Linked DNA regions of Homo sapiens: region 2 is linked to region 1. Evidence: chromatin loops called from intact Hi-C (ENCODE). Cell type or tissue: ascending aorta. All regions are shown on one strand. Links, peaks and the distances in the headings refer to the core of each region. The heading gives the core; the rest is flanking DNA. Region 1 has its middle 55 kb from the start of LINC02511. Region 2 has its middle 150 kb from the start of PCDH18.

Evidence for each region. A loop is a pair of places that touch in the nucleus more often than their neighbours do. Peaks named below come from ENCODE experiments on the same cell type or tissue, not always from the same donor. Only the 100,000 strongest peaks of a DNase experiment are listed, where the experiment ranks them.
Region 2: it touches region 1 in a loop (2.3-fold over the local background); 2 of 110 quality-filtered maps call a loop at or near these places.

Annotation. Positions count from the first base shown.
Region 1 is chr4:137,263,040-137,272,604 of GRCh38, forward strand. No RefSeq gene overlaps it. Among named protein-coding and RNA genes, the nearest start is that of LINC02511, 55 kb to the left of the region's middle. In ascending aorta, for the core only: no CTCF peak of the experiment used is centred there; no DNase peak of the experiment used is centred there; H3K27ac peaks cover 459 bases.
Region 2 is chr4:137,373,480-137,383,044 of GRCh38, forward strand. No RefSeq gene overlaps it. Among named protein-coding and RNA genes, the nearest start is that of PCDH18, 150 kb to the right of the region's middle. In ascending aorta, for the core only: no CTCF peak of the experiment used is centred there; no DNase peak of the experiment used is centred there; H3K4me3 peaks cover 730 bases; H3K27ac peaks cover 1,518 bases.

The sequences.
Region 1 (9,565 bases), core at 2,154-7,153:
AACCTATCCACTGCAAAGTTCCCTGAGATATATCCAGTTCCCACTACTTCCACAGCTACTCTTTCATCTCAGATGATATTATTCTTTCTTCTATAATGGATATCTAGACTCCCTGCTTCTATCACTGGCACTGCTAATGCCCTATTCTCAACTATTCTCAATACAATTACATTGAGATCCCTTTAAGACAAGCCAAATCATGTCACTCTTCTGCTAAAAATCCTGCAATGTCTTCTTATTTTACCCAGAGGAAAAGGTAAAATTCTTTAAAGGGCTTATAAAAGCCTCTTATGATCTAGCCCCTCATTATCATTCAAAGTCATCATCTACCGCACTGCAATCTTCCAAACAAGACTGCCTCCAGTTACACTGGGCTCCACTCCATTGTTCTGATTTACTTACCTTAATCCTGCTTTGGGATTAGGGCATTCATTGCACTCGATGTCTCCTCTGCCTGGAACAAGCTTCTTAATTTCCCCAACCCCAAAAATCCATAAAGCTAACCCTAATAATCGAGTCTTTACTTTCTCAACATATCCTATCCAGGTCATTGTATTTTACTCTGCAACCCCAACCCCTGTCACTGCCATATCTCTCACACTGTTTTACTTTTACTTATTTGTCTATATCAATTAGAATATAAACTCCATAAAGCAAAATATCTTGTTCATTTTGTTCAAAGATGTAATTAAATAAACTAAAACAGGTCCCTAGTAAGCATTCAACAAATATTTCTAAGGGAATAAATTGTCTGGATTTATTACTAGTGATAAAGCATACATGCACAATTTTAATTCTAGAAACAATAAGATGAGCAGTACAAGAAACACAAAATGCTATTGGTTGCAGAGGGAAAGTAATGTCTTGATTAAGATGCAAAGTAAAAATGAATACTTTACAGAAGATTGTATTTCAGATAAGACTTTAAGGATTGGTAAAATTTTGACAAGTGGATAATAAAGGTGTGGGTGCTACGAGAAGCAGTCGAAAGAGGGGTTAAGAACGAAACTGACTACTGCTTGCTTTTTATGTTTCATCATTCTACTCCACACTGGGATAACACAGATGAACAACCTGATCACTAATTTCATATTGCTTGCTGCTAGTGAAATGTGTGTGTGTGGGGGGGTCTATCGTAATTCTAACAATCAATAGCAAAATAATGTACTAAAATAAAGAACATATAGAAGACTCCTCTGAGAAGACTTCTCAGAGAAAGTTGAAAAAGCATAAAAACTTTAAAAAATCAATTTCATTCAATAGTCCATAGACTTAGATTATATAAAACATTTGATGATGCTGTCAACATGAAAGCTCAGTTGCAGCTGATTTTATAAAACGTATTTACTTCACAGTTTAGTTTGGATATACTGTTGGCAAGGTTCTGGATCCCTAACCTACTTTGTCTAGCCACAGGAGTGGCATCCAGAAAGATGAATAAAAGGGAAGGTTCAGACAAATCCGTGACATTCCTGGACAGAAAAGTTCTCCCACTTCATTCCTATTTGTCCTATTCCAATAAAAGTGGTTGGGCAATTTAGAAAAAGATAAAAAGCGCTTTTTCATTACTTTTATTATTTCATTACTTTTATCGTTACTCACAACTAAACTTCAGGCCAATTCTAAACTTTTCTTCTTCTACCATCAGCCCCACTTAGTTTCTTCAACCATTTCAAAACACAAAATCGCCTACAAACAAACATTTTCAACAGGTGAGAGGGGAAAAAATGGAGAACAGAGATTAACATATAATGCCTCAAGAATCCACTAACAACAACACAACTGTATCACACACCTCACACTCTACAACAACAAAATAATAGTCTCCCCAAACCTACATAGGAAAAGGAATGTTCATACACTCTACTCTTTCGTCTGCAGTAGTTTTGAGTTTCATTTTTATTCCCTTGTCCTTTCTACCAAAGCTAGATCTTTCTCTTTGTGTTTGCATTTCCCAGAAGTACTAAGGGAAAAGAAAACAGGGCAACTGCTTCCCCTTCATTTTTGTTGTTGTAGTTAACTCATTTTCACCCAATCTTGTGTTCAATACATTCTAAAAGAATAAATATAATCTCTGCAATGGAAAGCAGATGCTTTTCTTCAAAATATCTTCTCATAATGGCGCAAATTCTCTTAAACAGCAGCGGCTACACTTTATCTCAACAACTTTTATTAACATGAATATTATATAATTATAGCTGTCTTTTAATGTTGATGTCTTTGTAAATACCATATATTAATTATTACAGTGGCTGCAATGTTACAATATAAATCAATGAGTCAGTGCATAATCAACAAGGTAAACATCAGTAAAATGTTTTACTGGAAGCATTTGCTCTTAACCTCTCTCCCTTTCTGTATCAGCTGATCAACACCATTATCTTTTTTTTTTTTTTTTTTTTGAGATGGAGTCTCGCTCTGTCACTCAGGCTGGAGTTCAGTGGCACAATCGCCACTCACTGCAACCTCCATCCCCCAGGTTCAAGCGATTCTCCTGCCTCAGCCTCTGGAGTAGCTGGGATTATAGGCTTATGCCACCACGCCTGGCTAATTTTTGTATTTTTAGTAGAGATGGGGTTTCACCACCATGTTGTCCAGGCTGGTCTCGAACTCCTGACCTCAGGTAATTCACCTGCCTTGGCCTCCCAAAGTGCTGGGATTACAGGCAGACACCATTATCTTTTGATAGCGGTCTGTTTCATCATCCTTGGGCCATGTTTTTACAGAACTAAAAACAAAATATGCACAGATACTGTGCAAATATTTTTAAAACATGTGAACTTAGATTAAAATAATCTTGGAGAAAGGAGGAAAATAAAATTCATCTTGTTTCACCATTATTATTTTTTACTGGAGAAACCGATGACTGGAACTATTAAATTACTTCCAAAAGAACCAGGATTGGAACTCGGGTTTCCTACACTAGTTTCTGTGTTCTCTTTTCATTTTAACACATGGCCTATTACCTCTTTATATTTTATGGAGAATAAAATCATCACAATAGAATGCTCCATAAAATTATACATATGCCTTAAAATTTTTACATATCAATATAATCTTTTTGTTGTTAAATCCGCAGTCCATCCTTTTAGCTATTTCAGTTGCTGGGGGTGCTATATAAGATTTTAATTGTGCAATATTGAACATTTCACATAAAAGAATGATGTATCTCTTGAGCTTTCAGGGAGACAAGAAAATTTAGTCTACGGAAGAACAAAAGCAAACAAAAAGCAAATAGGAAACTTCTCTCATGAGAAGTAAACAATAGTACCCCATTATAGGGGGTGTGATGGTTGATATTGAGTATCAACTTGATCCAATTGAAGGCTGCAAAGTATTGTTTCTGGATGTGTTTGTGAGGGTGCTGCCAAAAGAGATTAACATTTGAGTTTGTGGACTGGGAGAGGCAGACCTACCCTCAATCTGGGTGGGCACCATCTAACAGCTGCCAGAGTAGTTAGGAGAAAAGCAGGCAGAAGAACCTGGAAGGACGAGGCTGGCTGAGTCTTCCGGCCTCTGTCTTTCTCCCATGCTGGATGCTTCCTGCTCTGGAACATCAGACTCCAAGTTCTTCTGTTTTTGGACTCTTGGACTTACAGCAGTGATTTGCCAGGGGCTCTCAGGCTTCAGCCACGGACTGAAGGCTGCATTATCAGCTTCCCTTCTTTTGTGGTTTTGGGACTTGGACTGGCTTCCTGGCTCCTCAGCTTGCAGGTGACCTGTTGTGGGACTTCACTTAGTGATTGTGTGAGTCAATTCTCCTAATAAACCCCCCTTCATACATACATCTATCCTATTAGTTCTGTCCTTTTAGAGAACCCTGACTAATACAGGGAGAAATGGAAATATATTTGTTCCAAGACTCCCAGTAGATGCCTAATACTGTGCTAGTGCCAAAGCTTATACATACACTATATGTTTTCCTATATATTGATATTTATGATAAAGTTTAATTTCTACATTAGGAACAGTAAAAGATTAACAACAATGACTAAAAATACAGTAGAACATTTATAACAATATGCCAGCATCACTACTCTTGCACTTTGGCACCATTATTAAGTAAAGAGTTAATTGCACAAAAACACTGTGATACCGCAACAGTTAATATCATACCCCAGAGGGATACTAAGTGGGTAGTGTGTGCAGCTTGGATACACTGGACAAAGTGATGATTCATGTTATGGGTGGAACCAAGTGAGATGGTGTGAGATTTTATCATATTACTCATAATGGCACACTATTTAAAGCTTATGAATTATTTCTGGAATTTTCCATGTAATATTTTTGGACCCTGGTTGACTGTGGGTAACTGAAATCACGGAAAGTGAATCAATGGATAAGGGAGGACTACTATAATATTTTAGACTACAATCTTAAGTATTATAAGCCTACAATTTCACATGCCGCTGCTTTCACATTGTTGAACCTTGTGGGGCACAAAAGGCCTAAAGGTGAGTCTCCTTGCTCTCAACAGACATACTCTGACCCAGCTAGTTGGATCAGGTGAGGCAGCTGCTCGCCATCTGGTCCTCAACCTAACAGGTTTTTTATGCCTGCCACCTCAAACAAGTTATTAGAACAAGTTCGTATCTTTCTCAGGTACTTCACCCTCTCATTACTACCAAGCCTGCCTCCCACAGCCCTTGCTTGTTCAGCTTTGTCCCCTGTGCACCCTCTGCATGGCCTTGTGTCATGCCTGATACTACTCTGGAGCTATGGGTATGTTTTAACAATAAACTTGTTTGATTTCATTTGTGCAATATTGGTCATCATATATTTGTTTTTTTTTTCATATTAGGTAAAGGAGACGATATCTTCCTCACCAGCAGGATAAATAATAGGTGATCAAAAGACCCCAGAGCATGGTGCAAAAAAAAAATATGAAACAAACTAATTTTCCTCGATCTACATTTTGGAAAACCACTGTTATATTTTTCAGCTCCCAGTGGGAGTTTTTAATGCCTTTTTCAGCAACAAAACAAAACAAAACAAAACATTGCATTACATACCATAGGAGAGTAATGGAAAAGAGAAACAAAAATCCAGGATTAATTCTAAAGTCTTATATTCCTAAACACTATGAATATAGATAATAGGTCTTGATTTAAAGCTTTCCATATTAATTTAATCCCTTGTAAACTCTGCTGTTTCATAGAAATTATACTTTAAGATGAAGATTAAAAACAGAAAAAGAATATTTTGTGTCTGTTCATTCATGTTATTCCTTGATTCATTGTAGCATAATGAACAAAATTTTAGTTTAAGATTAAAAACTTGCAATTATGGTGACAGTTAAATATATATTATAGAAACATGAAAAAACTACAACTCTTTATGACATTCAGAGATCATGAAAACATGCTATTAAGAGATTTTCAATATAATACTAGAGTAACTTGGAAAAATATAAACTAATAATTTAAAAACTTTGTGAAAGTCAACAGATAATATTTTATAATATAAAGTTAACATTCATTTTTTAAAACTTCAACTCTAGAGCCTAGAAGATTTGATGAAAGAGAAACTTTTTTATTCACTTTATTGATAATGTTCAATTGTAACATTTCTGCTGCATTTAAGATAGCACAATCTCACCTTACAAGCAAATTACTCATGTCTATTTCCTATCTCGATAAGCACACCTAAGAGCATACGATTTTGTTTCCATTCACAGATGTACCATAGATACTTATGAGGAACATTTCCACATGTTGCACACCTCCTTTAATTTTGTTTGTTAGTTGGTCCTTGTAGATCAACTTTATGGGTTTTATCTTGACCTATCACATTTATTTGTAACATATGATAATCTGAGCAAGAAGGCAAATGCACTTCCATTTTGACTCTCAACCTGGATATACATATTTCCCTGACAATGTGCAGCCTCCATTGTGAAGACTGAACTTGAGGATGTGTCTTAGAAAGACTCACCGGAACATTAGCCAGATGTTAACAATGTATATTACTGCAGGTCTAATTTGTTCTGAAAATCTCTTTGTGAACTTGACAAAGCCATATGCCTCAGTATGTTCTTTCATCAGTTAAAAAAAAGGGGTTTGGGACTATTTCAGCAACAAAAATGCTATGAATATAATATTTTGACTAACTGCCTTTTAAATTTTTATATATTTTCCATTTGCATTCATTTAGGATATGTAATATATTCATATAGTTCAAAATGCAAGAGGCATACAATTTTAAAGAACATGTTGAAGGCCTACCCATCACTGTCAGCCTAATTTAGCCCACCTCAATGCTTTTGAGGTAACCACTGTCATTACTTTTGGATGCATCACTCCAAGGTGGCTTTATGCAATTATAATTGTATACAATTACTTTCCTCTTTCTTCCAAAAAATAAAACTTACTCTATACAGTATTCTAAAGATTGGCTTTTTCATCATATGTATCTTGAGCTCTTTAATATTATAATATAGAAAGTTATCTTATTATCTTTTTCTGCTTTATGATAATGGTATTATAGTTTATTTTAGTAGTCCTTTATTAATAAATACTTGGGTTGTTCCCACTTTCTTGGTGTTACAGACTATATTTCAATGTATTACTTTATGCAATACTTTATCCAATCTATGCAGAAACATATGTAAGATAAATTCCCAGTGAGATGTGTTGTTCATAGGCTAGAAGCATTTATTTAGAGATATTGCTAAAACTTGTTTCATTAGAAGTACACCATTTTTTCTCCCACCATCTATGTATGAAAGAACCTGTTTCTCCTTAGTTTGGGAAAGAATATTTTCTCATCATTTTGCATGTTTGTTAATCATAAATATAAAAAATAAATCTTGCTTTATTTCTAATTTGCATGTCTCACGAGTAAGTTTGAAGACTCACAAAAATTATTTTTTGAAAACATTTGAATTTATTTTTCTGTGATTTCTCTCTTCAATATCTCATATTTTATGTATCTGTGAAGTATTTGCATGTCTTAGTCCATTTATGCTTCTATAACAAAACACCTGAGACTGGATAATTTACATAAAACAGAAATTTATTTTCTCACATTTCTGGAGGCTGGGAAGTCTAAGATTAAGGTGCCAACATATCCAGTGTCTGGAAAGGACTGCTCTCTCCTTCCAAAATGATGAGTTGCATGCTGTGTTTGTGAGAGGGGAGGAATGGTATGTCCCTCCATGACAGAAGATAGAGAGCAAAAAGGGGTGAACCTCCTCTGTCAAGCCCTTTTATAATGGCATTAATTCATTCACAACGGAAGGGCCCTCATGACATAAACACTTCCAGAAAGGCCCCACCTTTCAACATTAGTACATCGGGGATTTAGTTTCCAACATATAAAATTTGGGGGACATATTTAGGCCATAGCATTCTACTTCTGGCCCCCAAACTTTACATCCTTCTCACAAACAAAATACATACATTCCATCCCAATGGTACCAAAAAGTCTTAACTCATTCCAGCACCAACTGTAAAGTCTAAGACGTAAGTCTTACCTAAACAACATATGGGTGAAACTTTAGGTACAATTCATCCTGAAACAAATTCTCCCACTGTAATCTTGTGAAATCAAACAAGTTATGTCCACAATATAATTGTGGGACAGATATAGGTCAGATATTGCCATTCCAAAAAGGGGAAATAAAAAAGAATAAAGGGACAACAGGTCCCAAGTAAGTTGAGAACCCAACAGGGCAACATTAAATCTCAAGGCTTGAGAATAATCTTTTACTCCATGTCCTACTGTCCACAGGCACTGAAGTAAGGGGTGAGTCCTCAACGCTCCTGATGGCCTTACTCCTACAGCTTTGATGGGCATTGATCATGCTTCTCTTACAGGTTGCAATTAGGAGATCGTGGCCCTCCCAAGCTGGTGTTACATGCTGTGGCTCTACAGTAAGGGCTCTTGAGGCAGCCCATCCCCCATGGTTACTATACAGCCTTGCCTAACCAGAGACTGTGGTGGTTCTGCCCCTGCAGCAGTTCTCTCCCTGGGAGGCTTCTGGAGACATCCTTTGAAATCTAGGGGAGAAGGCCAGCCCTCCAGAACTTCTGTATCCTGTGCCTACAGAATTAGCACCATGTGGTTGCTGCCAAAGCTCACTGGTTGTGCCCTCTGGCATACTCCAGCATTAACTTCAAAACTGTTCCAGCCTCTGCAAACAGTCTCATTTATAATAGCATCAAAAAAAAAACTACTCAGGAATAAATTTAACCAAGGAAGTGAAAGATATCTATACAACTATAAAACATTGATGAAAGAAATTAAAGATAATATAAATTAATGAAAAAATATTCCATGTTAACGGATTGGAAGAACTAACATTATTAAAATGTCCACATCACACAGAGTGGTCTATAGATTTAATACAATCCCTATCAAAATTCCAGTATCATTTTTCATAAAAATAGAAAAAAAAATCCAATAATTTTTATGAAACCACAAAACATCCTGAATAGCCATAAAAATCTTGAGCAAAGATTGAAAAAGAACAAAGCTGGAGACAACACACAAACAGATTTCAAAGTATATTACAAAGGTATGGTAATCAAAACAGCATGGTACTGGCATTAAAAACAGACACATCAACCCATGGAATAGGATAAAGACCCTAGCAATAAACCACACATCTATGGTCAATTGAATTTTGAGAATGGTGCATGAACACTCAATTCAGAAAGAACAGTCTCTTCAATAAACTGTGATGGGAAAACTGGATATCCACATGCAGAAGAATAAAAGTAGAGCTTTATCTTACACTATGTACAAAAATCAACTAGAAATTAATCAAATTCTTAAATATAAAACCTGAAACTGTAAAACTAATAGAAGAAAACATAGAGGAAAATCTCCATGAGATTGTGCCTTATTGGATAAGACACCAAAAGCACAAGCAACAAAATCAAACGTAGACAAATGGGATTGCATTGAACTAAAAAAACTTCTGCATAGCAAAAAAAATTAATAAAGTGAAGAGACAACTCATAGATTGAAAAAATATTTGGAAATCATACATCAGGTAAGAGGCAAATATCTAAAATATACAAGGAACTCAAACTACTACAAAATAACCTTATTTTTAAAATGAGCAAAGGACTGAATAGATATTCCTCAAAAAAGACATACAAATTGCCAACAGATGTATTTTTAAATCATCAACATCTCTAATCACCAGAGAGATGTAAAACCACAATGACATATTACCTCATACCTGTTAGCAGAGCTATTATTAAAAAGACAAAAGATAATAAGTGTTGATGAGATATGGAGAACAGAAAACCCTGCACACTCCTGGGAATATTGTAAATTAGTACAGCCAATTTGGAAAACAGTACAGAGGTTAAAAAGCTAAAAATAGAATTAACATACGATCCAGCAATCCTACTTCTAGGTATATACCCAAAGAAATTGAAATCAGTATCTTGAAAGGATATCTACACTTTCATGTTCATTGCAACACTATACACAGGAGCCAAGATATAAAAATAAACAAATTGTCCATCAAGGAATGAATGGATTTTTTAAATGTGTTATATATCCACAATGAAATATTATTCAGCCTTAAAAACAGAAAATTCTGTTGTTT
Region 2 (9,565 bases), core at 1,731-6,730, 110 kb after region 1:
CAGCCCTAAAGGCTATAGTAAATAATTTTCCCATTTTATAAACAAGTAAATTGCCACATGAAAAGCTAAGTTTTACTCTCAGAATAACTTATTGAGTAACATGGCACTGTTTTTGTTCAAAGCTTATTGTTCTAGAAAGTTGTCTCTTCATGGACTAGGAAGTTTTTATTTACTTTTACTACAGTTTTAGAAATTTAGAATGAGTCATTTGATCTAAGTATGTCCTATTGAACATTATATATTTCCTCTAAGGTCCATATTACATGTCTATTTCAGCTATGATCTTGTTAATATGCATATATTTAGAATTTTTAGCCCTAAATGGTGAATCAGTTTTAAAGTTTGCTTAACCAGTAATGTTATAGGACTACCAAGTTCATATGCCCACTATGTAGTAACATACCACTACACCGAGACAGAAGGGTTTGCAGCAGAGGAGGAGTTTAATGACACACAGCGGCCATGTGAGGAGATGGAAAAGACCATAAAATCAGTCTTCCCAAGGAGTTCTGGGCTGGGGATTTTAAGGAAATAATGGAGGGCGAGGTGCTAGAAAAATGGGGTTGTTGATTGGTCAGGATAAGGGAAATGAACTCATCAGGATGTGGAAACTGCGTTAGTTGCTAAGTCAGCTCCTCCTGGGGTCCTTCATACCAGCTGACATCAGTAGTTTCATTGGTATCCAGAACCTGAAGGAATATCTCAAAGGGAAAACAACATTTTACAATGTCTACATTGTTATATACAGAGCAGTTAAGGGGAACCATAATCCTGTGATAGGGTCTGAGTGATTCTGGGGCAACAGGCACCAAACAGCTATGAGGAAGAGGGTCAGAGAGCAAGCTGCTTAGTGATTAAGGCTGAACATGCTGCAAGCTTGGTTTATTTTCATTTCTCCCCCTCCCTTCTTCCCGGGTTAATTTTAAAATTTATGGGGATAGTTTCAGTAACTCAGGGAAAGTAAAAAGAAGACAAGAATCTGGAGCACAATATTGCTAGATTGTATATTTTGGGTTAACCCAGAATAATTGTGTCAAAAATGTTCTAGTTTGGCCTGGAGAAGTTATCAGTTGCCACTATAATCAGAAAGAGCATGGGAGCCAGCTGCTGGAATGAAAGGATGGAAGAAAAGAGTGAGGAGACAAGTTTCCTGTATCACTAGGCTTTGTGATCAACTTTGGGTGCTCAGCAATCTTTTGTTAGTTTGAAAAACCTTCAATTTAAGAAACTACTAATTGCTTTTTGTTGTTTTGATTTTGCTTAATTGACGTCTTTAGTAGTAAGCAGCAGACAGAATTTAGCAAGATGATTAGACTGAATTTGCAATTCATGTACACAAAATATGTAATTTCTGATTCATTTTCCCACTGTCATAAAAACTATACTTTTAATGTGCAACTGTGGATATGAATTTTAGTTTTTATTTCTCACAATGTTTTGGTTGGCTGTAGTGTGTAAATGACACACTTCCTCATTTATAGTCAAATGCTGTCTTTGGTTCCCAAATCCTTTTCTTGCCTACAGCAACTTCACCTGAATATACTTCCTTAAAATGTAAATAATTTTGTTAAGAAATAAATCCTTAAATTTGAGGTAAACTACAGTGACTTTTAGGTTAGTGACTGATCCTCAGCAGTTGTTTCAGATTGATGCTTAATCAATTTAGTGTTTTTAACAAAACATCAATTTTTAAAATTAGCTCCTCAAGATACAGCTTTCATGGAAGAGAATAGCCTAAATGCCTGTCTTCCTTTAATTGTTTGGTTAGCCAGGGAAGAAGGAGGTACTACCATGAAGCGACATGCAAGTGAAGTTCATTGCCATGGTTAGTAATGTTTTCTGAGTGGTTAGTAATCACTGTTTTCTGAGGGCTATCTAGGGAAAAAATGAGATGGTGAAATTCACAGTGGTTTAAGTTTCTGTTAAAAAAAAAAAAAAACAAACTTTCTTTCAATGTATTTCCCTTCTATGCCCTAATTTCATAGACCATGGTCAAAATTACAAGTTTGGCATCTCGAGTTTCTGGGGCTATAACAATTTTTCCCAGCTAGTAGCAGATTCATTTCTGCTAAAATTCTATTACTCTAAGCTATTTCTCTCAAGGATTGTAACAATTCTTCTGAAAACAGATCAGCAGCTTTCAGTATAATCTGACTTCATCTAACTGGAACAAGGTCCACTTCTGGTAAATCCTGCAACTGAATGTGACAGGAATAGAAAACTCTATTTCAGTGCCTTGCAGGGTGTGATGAAAGGCATTTGGAAAGTGATTTGGATTATTTTTATTGTTTTTTTAGACCTAGGCTTAGTATTAGCTTTTGTTCTGTTTTATTTTCAACAATGATTTAGAATGACAGCATTTATATTTTAAGTAGAAACAAATTAAAAGACAGCTCTCTTTCAGGTGTTTGCTAAGCATACAAGTAAACAAAGGTTTTTTTAGAAACATTTTAATATTATATCATCCAAATAAAATAAGTTCTGAAATAAATGCTGAATTCTACACTCATCTATGTTTATTCACAAATGTTTATAAACACACATGTACATATTTACAGCCTAGTACTGCAGATACTAAAACGAAAAAGAAAAAAAAATCACCTTTGTCTTAACATATAAGGAGAACAGAAAAGAAGCAAAGAGAAAGAGGTTAGCAAAGAGGAAAGAAAGCAAGCAAGAGAGAACTAAAATCATTTGAACTATATTTCTTTTAATAGTCTACAATCACTTGAGATCATTTAAAGCTTCATTTGGTCAAGAAAGTTATTTACTGCAAAATATTTTAATGACATAAAAATAACCAATTAGATATGTGTAGAAAAAATATTAAACAATATAGGAACAATTAAATACAAGAGTCATAAAACAATATTCAAGGAAGAGAAGGAATTATTGGAAGCTATGAAAGTTGTTTGTTTTATACTGTTTGTTCAAGAACAGATCATCTGGAATTAAGACAAAGATTTTGGAGGATATTCCTGACAGAAAAAACAGCTTGCTTAATATGGGGTCCTGTGTAATCTCACACGCTGTGGAAACAGAGTTGGAAACCAGACTAGGAACAGAAAACAATATAGGGCTCCCTATTAGAACCGTCAACCAACTTATACAGAAGATGGCCCAGAACCAAGAGCTCATAAAATAAGAGAGCAGAGAGAAATGGAAGATTCAACAATCTCCATATAAGAAATCAACATGGCATTTCAGAGAAGATGTGAAGTAAGAAATCAGAGGAAGACATTTACCCCCCTTTAGGTAAGGAAAAAAGACAATAGCCAACATACAAAAGTCAAGGAATATATAGACAGTTTTACCAAGTCAAAACAGAGAACTAGGCAAATGCAAAAAATTCAGAAATACACAAATAGCAGATGTCAAAACAAGGTAGTCTGGGCACAGTGGCTCACGTCTATAATCCCAGCACTTTGGGGAGACGAGGTAGGTGGATCATCTGAGGTCAGAAGTTCAAGACTAGCCTGGCCAACATGGTGAAACCCCCACTCTACTAAAAATACAAAAATTAGCCAGGCATGGTGGTGGGCGCCTGTAATCCCAGCTACTTGGGAGGATGAGGAAGGAGAATCGCTAGAACCTGGGAGGCGGAGATTGCAGTGAGCCAAGATCACACCACTGCACAGGTGACAGAATGAGACTCTGTCTCAAAAAAAAAAAAAAAAAAAAGGAAAAAAGAAACAAGGTAGATATATCTATATATCAAGTAATCATAGTAGGTGACCAATGAACTGGGCTCAGTTTGACTTTGAATTTCAAATAACTTTCGTCTCAAAAGTATGCTTCCTGTTGGGGTAAGAGAGAATCTCTGGGTAAGGAATGGTCAATGCTGATAAAATAAAAAATGCACATTATGCAGATTAGTAAGTGGGCATCACTTGGGGTACTGAAAAATGAGAGCTCATTTAGATGTCAGCAGAAGTTAATAGAAGAAAGGTAAATGAAAATATAAAAAGGAATTGTTGGTTGAGCAGAAGAATCAACTAAACTAAGTACCTTCTGGTATAAAAAGATTCTAAAATGTATAATTACACAAACATAATACAAGTTTGTTTCTTTTTCATGTCAATAGTAATGGGTGATACCACCCTCCATGCACTTATTCAGGACCTTAAGTTAACAGAAGTTCTGTGATTTTTTAACACATGGCTGTAAGTGGGTTTATCTTCATTCCAAAGGGTAGAAAAGCATTCTGTACTCTAGCAGTCAAGAATATGCTACTCTCAAATCTCTGACTATGGGGAGTAAAATTGACTATGGTCTCAGCTGCTGTGCTTTGAAAATCAACACTGCAATTATGCCACACTTCCCACAGGCTGCTCCCAACTGGTGACTGGGCATGTCAAGAATAATGTTACCAAAATGCCAAGGGTTTGGTCTAGGTCCTGTGGCTCATCACACATAAAGCCAATCAAAGAGACAATGAGTATTGCCACGGAAGAAGGCTTTATTTGGATGCTGTAGCCAAGGAGTTGAGAGGTAAGTCTCAATTCTATCTCCCCCACTGACTTAAATTAGGGGTTCATATAGCAGTGAAGAAATCTAACGATATGTGGAAAAATAGGAATTAGGGAGAGGTAAGGAAGCGGAGTTGGTCAACAGGCAGCAAATGGTCAGTGAGGCAGTCATAATGGACGAGGGGTCTGGTGTTTCATTGTCCAGATGTAGTGATCTGGTAAATTTCAGTTCCTTGGTACTATCTGGGAGGCCTGATGATCAATTTCCTGAGAAAGGAACTTTGATAAGGCAAATGCAATTTTCTCAAGTTTTAAGACTGGGAGAGTCCATTTCTATGTTTATAAAAAAAATCATAGACATAAATTCTATGAGGAAATTTGACTGGTTTCACTAACGCAAGACTACTACTCCTAGGGACAAGCACTCCTGTAATGTGCATCTTTGGCTTGAGAACCCCCAGTCTGCTTCAGTGAAACTTTCTTAGAATTGCACTATAGTCTAAGACTTTTCTATACAATTTTCCTTCCTCCAACATCTCCTCCATAGGAGTCAGACCTACATCAAGTTCTGAGCAGTTTCCCAACCTCTTCTGACTCTTCATATTCCTTCCGATGATTTTCCCCAATAAATCACTTACATGTCTAAACCTGTCTGCTATCTGCTTCTCAGAGGACCCAAACGAATGCAAGGAGTGCCAGAAAACAGGCGGTAAAATAGGGTCTGGTAATAGGTCACTCACTAATTGGCAGGCAAAGAGGATGTCATCCTGAAGAATATGGGAAACATAGTCCCTGCCACATTGTGCAGAGAAATGGCTTTACAGATTTAATGATTCCAGCAATTCAAAAATATTATGGCAATAATGCTTAAAAGGCATCAGAGCTTATTACTGCAATTTTGAATAAAAATGCTCAAGCTGCTGTGACTCATAGTGGAGGAGGAATAAAAAGGCCAAGTACAGTGGGAATGCTGAAATGAATATATCATATTAGGCCAAATAATACCACCATGTTATATTCCATGTGAGATTCCAAAACACATACCATTTTCCAAGGCCATCAGGAATGTGCTGGTGAGAGGATTACACAAAAATTACACAAAAAGTACAGTTGTGGCCCTCCTCTGCAGTCACAGAGCTTTCTCTTTAACATCCATGATAATGATGTGCCAAGACGTAACAGGAGTCAGATGGCAGTGTTTAGCTGCCAGAAACCAGAAGCCCCAAATTACTGTATGCACATCAACATTTAAGGAGCAGCCAAAAATTGCTGACTGATAGTGTGTTTGAAGATGGCTCCTAGGCAATGGCATCTCTATGGGAAAATAGACACCTAGTCAATAAAGATGCTGCTTAAAATTTACAACCAGAAAAAGGCAAGAGTGAAGACACAGGAGGTTGACGGCAGTTGTCCCAGTAAGAAGTCAGCATTATTTGACCAGTTCTCAAAGTAAAGAAGTGGTCAGGTGTCTGGAAGAAAGGTCCCGCCACACTATGGCAAATGTATATTGTAATCATTACTCTAGTTCTTTTCTAGAGGGACCTAAGACCACTTATTCTGATGAGTATAGTGAAAAGGAAAATACTCAAATGTTTTGCAGAGCCCTGGGTCTAGTCTACATTGATACCCAGAGACCTAAATTGGCATTAAATTTCCCTGTTACAGCAGGAGATATTTAGTAGGTAGAATGATCCCCACACGCAGCTGCTGGGATGTGGAGTAAGAATCTATTCTTATTGGAATCATTCCACCAGCTAAGTAGACAAATGACTAGGCCAGCAGCCTTTAACGAGTCTTTATCATTGGCCACCCCATGATGGCCAATGATAAAGGCATCAGAGCTTATTACTGCAATTTTTGCAGGCACCCCACTAGCATGATGGACACATTAACAGAATAACATCTGTGTTCAAGACAAGGGACTGTCTTAATCCAATATCATTGTCTCCCACTTTCCAATCCCTGTTCACTATTTCCTCTGAAAGTCCAATGTGTCAGCAATAGAGCCCAGTGTTATGTACCCAATAGCAGGCAAGGCTAAGTAGAAAGCTCTGTTACCATCTTCCTTAGCAGCCAAAATTTAAATCAAAAACAGTATTTTATCCAGGGATGAGGGATGATGGAGATTAGTGTTACCATTAAAGGAGCAAAGGATGCAGAGTAGTAGTCTTTAGCCTGTCTTTGTTTAATTCACCACTCTGTCTCTTGTAGGTGGATTCTGTAAAATATATGTAGATTGTAACTGGATTAACCAAGCCCCAATCCCAAGCACTGTGATGTACGTTGTATCACTGCTAGAGTAGAATAATAAGACATCAAGTACATGCTATTGAGCATAAATAAATCATTAATTAAATAGTTATTTTTATTCCAGCCAGAAAAGAACAGAAACAGTTTTTATTCACTTAGATACAACAATATTTATTTACAATTTCTCCTGAAGACTATGCTAATTTTCATGTCCTTGAAAGAGAATGGGAGGAAATATTGCTAATGGGCAGAGATGTGATTTGTGTACTGGGTCATCCAGCTAGCATGGAGAAAAAGTGACCCAAGTAGAAATTAAAGGTCAGTGACAAATGGCCTGGGCATCTGGTCAGGGGCATAGAAGAGAAAGGACAGGAAAATCAGAGACAAGCAGGTCTGGGTTAAAGACTTGTGAAGGCATATATGGAATGGGCATGAAAAGTGAAAACTTGTGTATCACATAATGATAGCCACAACAAATCCACCATGAAGTAAGCACTGAACAACTAAGTAGACAAATGAGTAGGCCAGTAGCCTTTAGCCAGTCTTCATCATTGGCCACCCTAGAGCTAGCATGATGGACACATTAACAGAATAACTGTGTTCAGGACAAGGCCTGTCTGAGTCCAATAGCATAATCTCCCACTTTCCAATCCCTATCCACTATTGCTTCTGAAAGCCCAATATGTCAGCAATAGAGACCAATGCTAAAGTAACCAATATGGCATTAATCCTCACGTAATAGCCAATTACATTGAGCCACTTCCATTCTGGAAGAGTTAGTAGTTGTTTCTCACAAGGACAGCTACTTATTTTGTGTATCAGTTTGCCTCTTTTTCCTACAGATCCTCCGCATAATATCAACACAGCATAATATCCAACCAGAGGCCTCATTTGATAATATAAGAGGTATGGGAATAATACCATAGCCACGTGATCTACTGGTCATATAGCAGCTCAAAGGCAACACTGTGAAAACATCCTTCAGGATACAGCATATGCATTGAGAGGGTACTAATCACCGATAGGAAAAATGCATGGGTCCAGAACTTAGTAGTAGAAACAGGAGTAGCACAATTACCATCTGTGATGATTTAATTTTCTATGTCAAATGGGCTGAGTCACGGTGTCCAGATATTTGGTGAACATTGTTATGTATGTTTCTTTTTTAATAAGATTAACATTTAAATATTGGTAGACTTTGAGTAAAGCAGATTACCCTCCATAATGTGGGTAAGCCTTGTCCAATCAACTGAATATTTAACATAGATATTCACTAAAATATCTTAACATAGATATCAACATGCATTTTATAATGATTTTAATAACTTCATGATATTTCATCAGCCATTTGTACCGTTACTTACCTAATTAGTCCTCCATTATCGGATGGCAGTTTTTTTTCATTTCTCTTGTTCTATAATTATAAATAATGCTACATGATACTTCTACATGAGATTCTTTTGTCAATTGATTAATGTGGAACACATGTTCCCATATACCTAAGTAATTCATCATACTTTAGCTTTGAAGTTAAATATAATTTCCTTAGGAATGCCTTCCCAGAACTCTCTAAACTGGCGTATTCCCTCTTTTCTATACTATTCCAGCATGCTCCATGCTATAGCTACAGCATAATTTGTTGCTACAAACTTCTTCAAGGATTTATTTTTTAAAAAATTTGCTCTTCCTCTCACCAAAATGTTCTATGTATGAGGGCAGAGTCATCATTGCTTGGTTAATATTTTACTCATAGCACACTAATCACCACATAATACATATTCAATATACAATAGTTTAATCATGACTGAATTTGCTTTTTCATAATTTCTTGTTTGTACTAATTTTCTGATTTTTTTAAGTTGACAAAAATTGTATATATTTATGGTGTGCAATATGTTTTGATGTATGTATATATTGTGGAATGGCTAAATCAAGCTTCACACACTTTTTTGTGGTTAGAACACAAGATTAATTCTCATAGCAATTTTCTGGTGTACAATATATGTACTAACCACTGTTACCATGATATACAATAGACCTCTTGAATTTATACTTTGTCTTACTGAAACTTTGTATCCTTTAGCCAAATCTCCCCAATTCCCCATTCTCCAGCCTTTGATAACCACCATTCTACTCTCAGCTTCTATGTTTAGATTCCACATACACATGAGATCATGTAGTATTAGTCTTTCAGTGCCTGGCTTACTTCACTTAACGTAACGTTGTATAGGGTCACCCATGTTGTCATAATTGACAGATTTTCTTTTCTTAAGGCTGAATAATATTGTATTGTATATATATAGCACATTTGTTTTATCGATTCACCTATTGATGGACACTTAGGTTGTTTTCATATGTTGGCTATTGTGAGCAATGCTTCAATGAACATGGGAGTGCAGATATCTCAACACACTGATTTCTTTTCCTTTGGATACATACCCAGTAGTAGGATTGGTGGATCATATGGAAGTTCTATTTTTAGTTTTTGAGGAACTTCCACACTGTTTTCCATAATGATTGTACTAACTACATTCCCACCAACAGTAAAAAAGAGTTCCCTTTTCTTTACATCCTTGCCCACATTTGTTATCTTTAGTCTTTTTCATAATAGCCATGCTAACAGGTTGTGAGGTGGTATCTCATTGTGATTTTAATTTACATTTCTCTGACAATTAGTAATATTGAACATTTCTTTCATAAGTCTGTTGGCCATGATGTCTTGTTAAGTCCTGTGCCCATTTTAAAATCAGGTTATTTGTTTTCTCGCTATTGAGTTGTTTGAATTCCTTTTATATTTTGGATACTAACCCTTATCAGATGTTTGGTTTGAAAGTGTTTTCTACCAT